2 separate regions of the Homo sapiens genome follow, and region 2 is linked to region 1. Evidence: chromatin loops called from intact Hi-C (ENCODE). Cell type or tissue: breast epithelium. All regions are shown on one strand. Links, peaks and the distances in the headings refer to the core of each region. The heading gives the core; the rest is flanking DNA. Region 1 has its middle 86 kb from the start of KCNMA1-AS1. Region 2 has its middle 150 kb from the start of KCNMA1-AS1.

The links. A loop is a pair of places that touch in the nucleus more often than their neighbours do. Peaks named below come from ENCODE experiments on the same cell type or tissue, not always from the same donor. Only the 100,000 strongest peaks of a DNase experiment are listed, where the experiment ranks them.
Region 2: a loop joins it to region 1, with 7 times the contacts of the local background. A loop is called at or near these places in 1 of 110 quality-filtered maps.

The regions. Positions count from the first base shown.
Region 1 is chr10:76,799,824-76,804,227 of GRCh38, reverse strand. No RefSeq gene overlaps it. Among named protein-coding and RNA genes, the nearest start is that of KCNMA1-AS1, 86 kb to the left of the region's middle. In breast epithelium, for the core only: no CTCF peak of the experiment used is centred there; no DNase peak of the experiment used is centred there.
Region 2 is chr10:76,734,234-76,738,637 of GRCh38, reverse strand. No RefSeq gene overlaps it. Among named protein-coding and RNA genes, the nearest start is that of KCNMA1-AS1, 150 kb to the left of the region's middle. In breast epithelium, for the core only: no CTCF peak of the experiment used is centred there; a DNase peak (open chromatin) is centred at 1,737.

The DNA of each region.
Region 1 (4,404 bases), core at 80-4,079:
TTCATACTATTATAGATAATTGAATAAATTAAAAAATAAAGGAGAAGGAAATGCTGTCTTACAGTTGAATGTCAGGAAATAAATGTAGAAAGAATGATAGAAGTAGAAAACCACCACAGTAATTCTTACTTCAGGTATTTATCATCAGTGAATTCTAGAACTGGAAGGAGAACAAAAGTGTGATGAGAAACAGGATTCTCAGGTAGTCTCAAACCAACTTTTCGTAAGGTGCAAAGGGAAAGAACAAATCCAGATAATTGGCAACATTACCTTAACAAAATTATTGAAGTTAATATTGCCAGTCATGGGACAAATTGGCCAATAAGAACGGGCAAGGAAGAGGTAAAACTTCCGAATTACGCACTGAGAAAGACACAGTATCACTTTTGTTATGTTCTTAATAAAAAAATGTAAAACACCAGTTTAGTCATAAAGAAATACCAGGCAAACTCAAATTGAGGGACATTCTATAAAATAGCTGGCCAGTACTCTTTAAATTTGTCAAGTCATGACAGACAAAGACTGAGGAATTGTTTCACATTAATGGTTATTAAGAATGTTACTGAAATCCCAGGGTTTTTCCCCCATTCCCAATTTAATAATGAAGTAAACACTTTTCTTAACTGGAGAATCTTTTTTTTTTTTTTTTTTTTTTTTGAGACGGAGTCTCGCTCTGTCACCCAGGCCGGACTGCGGACTGCAGTGGCGCGATCTCGGCTCACTGCAAGCTCCGCTTCCCGGGTTCACGCCATTCTCCTGCCTCAGCCTCCCGAGTAGCTGGGACTACAGGCGCCCGCCACCGCGCCCGGCTAATTTTTTTGTATTTTTAGTAGAGACGGGGTTTCACCTTGTTAGCCAGGATGGTCTTGATCTCCTGACCTCATGATCCACCCGCCTCGGCCTCCCAAAGTGCTGGGATTACAGGCGTGAGCCACCGCGCCCGGCCGAGAATCTTTTTTTAAAAATAGTAAACTCATTGTAGTTCATTAGCTAGAAAAAATTAGTAAGGGCTCAAGATATCACCAAAAGATTTTCTTTGGGGTGTGTGTGTGTGTGTGTGTGTGTGAATTGACCAAGGCAAACACATAGCTCCCCTCGAAAGTGTTATTCACGTACCTGGGAAATTCCTGTTGACCCCTTTATCTGGGCAAATGGAAAAGTCATAATTAACCAAATGTATATGGTCAGCAAATGTTTCTTCTTGGATGCAGGGTGTTATTGTTTCTGTTGCAAGGGATAAACTGATAGCAGCTCATGGGCTGGATTGGAAATTGCAAAATGTGTTTAAAGAAAGCCTCATTTTTATACAATGCCTGAGCCCTTCTGAGTACTCACATTGCTCCTCCTGTAAATGATCCACAGTAGCACTTTCTAGCCCATCACCACCTCAGGTTTGATCAACTCAGGTTTGATCAATAGTCGTGCTGCATATAAAGTTATGTCTTACAGGATGTCAATATTAACCTTTCAAGTGTGCATCTTTCATGATTTATCCATCAATAGCACTACTAAATATGTTTTATATGCTGCAAACACTTATTTCCACCAGGCAGGGAAACTGATATTTCAAAGCTAACTACCTTCCATCAGGACACTCTGCCTCCTGAAATCAGGGAGGCATCTCACCTGACTGAGCTGGAAGTGACCAACCCTGTGCTTACCATGGAAACTGCAAGGCAGCACCTCTACACCCTCCGCAAGGGCAAATATTTTTAACCCAACACAACACCTAAACATTTACAAATTGGTTTTACTATGAATCGACACCATTCATTTTTTGATGACTATACTTTTTCAATCACTTGTTACATGGTAGGTACTGAATAAAGGGTTTGCCAATTTTAAACAATTTCATTTAACCCTCAGACAAATCTCAGAGGTAGATAATATTATCCCATTTTATAGATAAACAAGTAAAAATAGGTAGGGTAACTTCCCCAAAGTCACTTAGCTGTAATAATACAAATGGGAGAGCCAGTATTTGCAGCTGTGAATGGCATGAAAGTGATATTGAATCATTGTGCAATGTATCAGCACCACCCATGGGGAACAGACCTTAGGAGCCCTCCCTAGTATTTCAGGTCTGTCCTGTAGTTAGGGGCATTATGTGCTATTACCCCAGCTGTTAAAATAACTCCATTATCTAAGAGCATTTTGTGGCAAGGTTACTAGAAACAAAATTTAAAATTTTGCCGGAGGCACCATGATGCCTATAGTAGTTTCCTGTTACTATGATAACAAATTGCCACAAAATGTGTGGCCTACAACATCACAAATTTATTATAGTACAGTTTTGGAGATGAGAGATTCACAGTCCGCCTCACTGGGCTGCAGTGAAGGTGCTGGCAGGGCTGACAACCCTGCCAACAGGTGGCCCCAGGGGAGAATCTGTTTCCTTGCCTTTTTCAGTTTCCAGAGGCCACCTGCATCCCTTGGCTCATGGCCCCTTCCTTGCATCACTTGTTTCTTGCTTCTATCGTCACATCTCCTACTCCTGTCTGTGATCATTCTGCCACCTTTTTGTAAGGATCTTGGTGGTTACATTTGCTGCACCCAGAAAATCCAGGATCATCTCCCCATCTCAAGATCATTAATCACATTGGCAGAGGCCCTTTTATCATATGAGGTCACGTATGTAAAAATTCCTGGAATTAAGATGTGGACATATTTGCAGCACGATATTCAGCCAGCCCCAATACCATGGGTATAAAATTTCCAAGTGAGTTGACACTCCAAAACAGAAATTTTCAAAGAAAATAGCCAAGCCCAATTCCATGACTCTTGAAATCCCTCACCCACAGTGAGGACATAAAATGATCAAGAGTAGATTTTGAGAGGAGGACTTCTTCGGTGAAAACTGGGCTATGAGCTCTTCCCCAAGGGAAAGGAGAGGAAGTAAAAATCACCTCACTTTATGTCTTTCGGGGAACCACTCAGGGAGCTGATATATGTCCCTTGGAGTTTGGCCACAGTGAGGACCATATCTGAGGACTCTCAGAGCAAAGAGCTGTGGCTGCTGGCATTAGCATCAGGGCCAAAGGAAGAAGTTTGCACTTGAAAAGAATATTAGGTATTTTCTATGTCCCCAAGCTAGACCATACAGGAAAAAGAAAGTGACCCTTGGGCCATTTAAGAAGTCTACCATTGAGTACTACCTGGAGGGGCAATAGGACTGCAACAGAGAGACACCTGTGAGGGGCAGTCCTCCAACAAATTAGGGCCCAAGAGAGGCCCGAAGGAAGAGTTGCGCTACTCACATCACAGGATTACAGTTGGAGGAGCCCAAAAAATACCTCAAACATTTCAATCACCACTTTAAACACTAGTAGGATGGATAGGACACATATTATAATAGTGCCCTTCAAACAACAGCTGTTTCCCCCTTCCTGCTTCAACGTGGGATGGAACTAGTGAGTAGGAGAGGAAGTAAGCAGAAAAGAGTGAACATGTCAACCACAACTGCCTTCCCAGTGAGTTTTCTGCCCTCTGGCTGCCCAGGGAGGCTGAGGAAGTTTAATCATCTAATTGAGACTGTATTTGAAATCTACAGTGACCATACATTCTTCGATGACCTAAAAGTCAGCAGAGAAGGCTGTTGTAGTTTTATCTAGTGGCAGGGAAAATTTTGCCTCATTTAATAAATTAAAGAAAATGGCAGCTGATTTTACATTGGAAGTGGTTGAGGAGGAGGAGGGAAGGCATTTAGCAACGCAGCTCAGGGCAGGAGCCTGAGAAACCAGTGCAAATACTAGGGCAAAGCTGAGCAAAGGAACACTGGAGGGACAGAGAAAACAGCAGGGCTTTGGACAGGAAAATAGGTTAGGTCGAGGGGAGGGCAGGGAGTTTCAAGACCTCAATTGGTTTCCCTTCAGGACATTTGCTGAATCTTGCAGCTGTGCAGGATAGAGGCTAAAAGCCTAAGTGACAACTCTTTGAGAGGGAGAAGAGAATTCTTAGCACTATTTTGAGACAATGATCAGAGTTCAGGATATACCAGTGGGAAGAACCTAGGCTCTTGGTTGAAAACCATGAAACCTCAGGAGCAAACCAGGTATAGTCTGTGTCTTACCAGGACTTTGACCCATCTTAGACTCAGGATGGATTGGATCAAGGGGGTCAGCCTTTACACTATTTTCCCTGCAAAGGGAGAGGAATCCTTCTGCAGAAGAAGTTATAAACTTGCATCTCTATGTTTTTATTATATATTTATAAAGTATATTTTATATATTTATATATTTAATATATATTATAACTTAACAATATATTTATAAAATATATAAAATAAATATATTGTTATAAATTATATGATTATAAAATAAATATATTGTTAGAAACAAGGAATGTATTAATAGGTACTCCATGTTCTTCATCATCAGAGAGATCCAAAATAAAACCATCATGAGA
Region 2 (4,404 bases), core at 91-4,090, 66 kb after region 1:
GAGAGAGGACCACAGGGAAAACACTCCAAGCATGGAGCTCTGGAGGCCCAAGTGGAGCTGCTTTCCACTTTGTGTATACTAGATACACTATAGCAACAAGAATGATTCCTCGAATGCTGAGAGAATGGACTCTGGCCTTGGGGACCGTGATCCCACCTTGGACCCCTGCAGCTCCGAGAACCCCCAGCTCCACCCTTGCCTCACACACATACGCTCTTTGTGAATGAGGAGAATAAGACCCAGAAAACAGAAGCCCAAGAGCAAAACATTTTTTGAATTCTTATTTTTTAAATTTTATTAATTGATAAGTAATAGTTGTATACATTTATGGGGTATGGTGGGATGTTTTGATATATGTATACATTGTGGAATGATTAAATTAAGATAATTAACATATTCATCACCTCACATGCTTATCATTTTTTTTAACTTAAAAAAAAAATCTTATGTAGATGGCTATGGCCTGTAGGGGAATGGGTGAAAATGGGAAAACAGAAAGGGTATTCGACACACAAACCCACAAAGGACCTCACATTTAGACTTCAACTTTATCTTTGAAGGAGGTTATTCACAAGATTGCTGAGATGCTTTACAGACCTAGGGGAAAGTTAAAGTTAATCACACAGCCCGAAAATTCTACTACGTGTTTCACTATGGAAAAATACTGTCCACAACCCCTATTTTAGCAATTCTGTGATTATCTTATGCATAGCACATTGATACCACATTTTTTAAAAGAGTTAATTTGTTCAGTGTAACTGTTTTAAAAATAACACAATTTTTATAGCACTGTTTTAATATTTCTTCTCCTTTTTTTATGTATACCAAGAGCCTCAAGATAATGGAGAAGCCCAGGCCCCTTCCATCCTCTCTGAAGCTTTGCACATTTGTACCGTACATCCTTCATTTTAATCCCTACAATGCCAGAGTTCCACCCTGCAGGAAGACAAAGCCTTGTAGTAAAAGGAAAATAACCTATGGGAGAGGAACATGACAAGTACCAAAGGAACAACCTAAGCCCTCTAACAGCCTTGGTACATTGCCAAAAGACACCTCCAATTATATTACTAAAGAGAAAGAAAAATTCTCTCCTTTAGATCATAGCCTACTCCTGCTATTTGGTTGTAATGCACTTGTAATGCATAGCTATCCCAAGCCCTTTCTGGAATATGCCATACTTTCAGGCTCCTGGGCTAGTACCATGAGGATGGAAAGGAATTGCATTTGCAAATGTCAGCCTACCTCATCCATCTCCCCTCATTCAAACAATACACATTCGAGGTTCAGCAATCGGAGTTATATATTTTTCCTTAATGTTGTTGTAAGGTAATGGTTCTCTTATCTGAAATTCATCAGCCTGCTATAAATTTAAACTCCATTACTGCCAATAGAGAAAAGCTAAGCACCAAACCACTTTCAATAAATTTGCACTTATGCAATTGAACTGATACGGCCTCAGAGGAAAAGGTGAAACTCATCTTGAGATATTTAAGTTAGTCTGAGTCACTGCTTCGTCTGGTGTTAAATTGGATCCATCGAGAAATGTAGGGCAGCACTCATCAGCCCTGAGTTATAAGAAGAGATTTCAGGCTGAAAGAAAAAATCTGTCTCCAGCATTCATTATTAGATGGTGTAATTCTAAGAAACCACTGGCTGGCTCTGTTATTTGGCACACCTAAATGCTACAAATGGAAACCCTGATGGATGAATATTTTTATGAACAACGTTAATCAGGCTCAGAGCAGCCCAAGCCCTGGGGCTTTGTCATGTCCAGTCATGAAGCTGTAAGTGAGGATGTCTATACACTGACAGCAAAGAGGGTAATTCCTAACGTTTGCATGGGGCTTCATCATGTATAGAAAATATTGCTTTTAGTCTAGGCACCCACTCTGGGTACCACAATTGTTGTTTACTATCTTCTGTTTCTGATGAGAAAACTGAGGCTTAGAGACATGAAATGACCGCCCTTCCTGGGTGTGTCATGGCTTGAAATCAGGTCTTCCTGGCTCTGTGGTTTTGGTAGTGGAAGATGAACACACCAAATTTAGCAGCCTCAAAAGGCCTGTGTGGCTTTCTTCGTAAAGAAGAGCATCTCATTCAGAAGCCCAAAGAAGCAAATGAGCTACCCACAGAGTCACCACCGTAGCTTTCTTGGAGAGGAGGGCTCCAGAGGCTTCCCTTCTGAAACAATCCAGCATTCTGGAAAGTGGGGGAGGTGGGTACCTGCTAGCCAATTAGATTGACGGTTTGGCAACAGATGGTAGAGTGATCAGCAAGAGCTCCAGGCTATTAAGGAACAGGTTTGGAGATTTAGAAATTTAAAATAAATTTTATTTATGGTTGCAAAGACTCACAAATCTCTGCAGACTCAAGCATGGGAAGTTTAACTCCCAGGAGGTAATGAGCATGCTACAGGTTGTGGGAGCTTAGCTGTCAGATACACACACACATACACATGCACACACACACAACCCTCCCCAACCCCTCCTTCTACCCCCAGCCTCTGCCCATTCTAAGGCCAGAGCAGGCATTACATATGGGTTGTAAGAACTGAACAGCATTTGCGCTTAATTGGAAGATATACATTATTCATGAGCCTTGAGTCTGTGATGACTTTGGCATTCATTAGGGGGGAAAAATGGGCATTAGTTTTCTTGGTACAAAACATTTTCGTATTAAACCTCATTTGCAACCCTCTTTTCAATATGAGGAATTAGAAATGCTTTTAAGCAAAGTTAGGAACCAAGAAGTAGCTGGGAAACAAGCAGCAGCAACTTCTAAAGATGGAAAAGAAAGTAGTAAGAACTGGGAATTTTTAAGCTCTGAGTACAGGAGAGGAAGAGTCAGCCTCAAATTCAAACAGGTTAATAATAATAACTACAATGATAATAATGAGAAATGTTTGTATGACTACACATATGCTTATGTTTGTGTATACTAGATACTGTATATGAATATGTATATTACACATGAATACATATTTTATATATGGAGATACATATAGCCTCACAATTTATTTCAAAGAACTGGATGAGTTGTGAAGTTTTTCTTCTTACCTTCATTTTTCCAAAATAAAAGACATCATCCCCTAAGAGATAAATTATGCCTAATTTAGGGTTGTATGGTACCCTTCTTCATTTCATTTAGAACAGATTTTAAAACCTACTGGAAGCTTTTGCAGACTTAAGGTTGAATCTTTCTAGCTTCCTTTTTCACAAGTATATCCAGAATCCTAAAATTAAGATCATCTAAATAAATTTCTTTATTTTGCAAATGAAGAAACTGTGGCACAATGAGGGATCTGACATGGTTAGTGTGTCAATGGATTAGAGGTGAAGAAAAATGGGTATCTTTCATAAACACCCTTTCCCACACACAATCACCATTGCCTGGGAAAACCCTGTAGCCACGGGCTTTGAAGTCAAAAAATATGGGTCCAAACACTGTAGGATGGGGTGGACAGCAAGCTTCTTTATCTCATTAAGCCTCAATTCTTCAATTATAATATGAAGATAATTTCTTTATTTTTTAATTTCTTCATTTATAAAATGAAGATACATTGTATACATTTTTTACAAGGTGTAGAGGAGATAAGTATACCTTATCTCGGAATAGTGCCTGGCATATTCTAGACATCCATAAAAGAGTGCTATGGTTGTCTTGTTAATTATACCATCTGAACACACAACCCACCTGGATATTCTTGCTATTGCTTTCTAGGTGTGGCACACTGGGGACATTTGGCTACTTCTCCATTAGACATTGACTTTCTCAGATCAGGGTCATCTTTTTAGTCCTACTTTGTGTTCTCCGGCACATGGCCCTAATTCAACCAGTAGGTGCTCAGTAAGGATTCAAATTGTGTTTTACATGGTGGGGCCATTTATGATGTGCAGTCTTTTCACATGCCCTTACTGATGATGATGTACATGCCTTGGGAAACCGGTGAGGACTTGTGATTTAATATCACAGGGAAATCCCATTTGTAAGAATGTTGACAAGCAAAGGTCCCCACTTTATTTTAGTTGATGCTCACCTATACTTGCCGGACCCAGGAAGACACGTACCACCATCTCCAGTTAATAGAGGAGGAGAGTGAGTATCTGAGGAAGTGAAATGATGGCCTTGAAGTCATTGGCAATGAATTGAAGCTGGAAAATAATCTCAGGGCATCCATCTTACGTCTAGCATGTATTCCATTCAACATTCTTTTGCTCAATGTAGACTCATTGTCTATTGTTTTAGGTCAAACTCCACAAAGCAGGTCACTATTTAAGGATGGTGCTTTCAAAAAATGGGATAAATAGGTTGGTTAGTTGGTGAGTATTTCATTTGAAAAGGTCTCAGAGCAGGAATGAAGTAATTGCCTGACACTGAAGGGGTGAAGCATAGTAACTCCAAGAG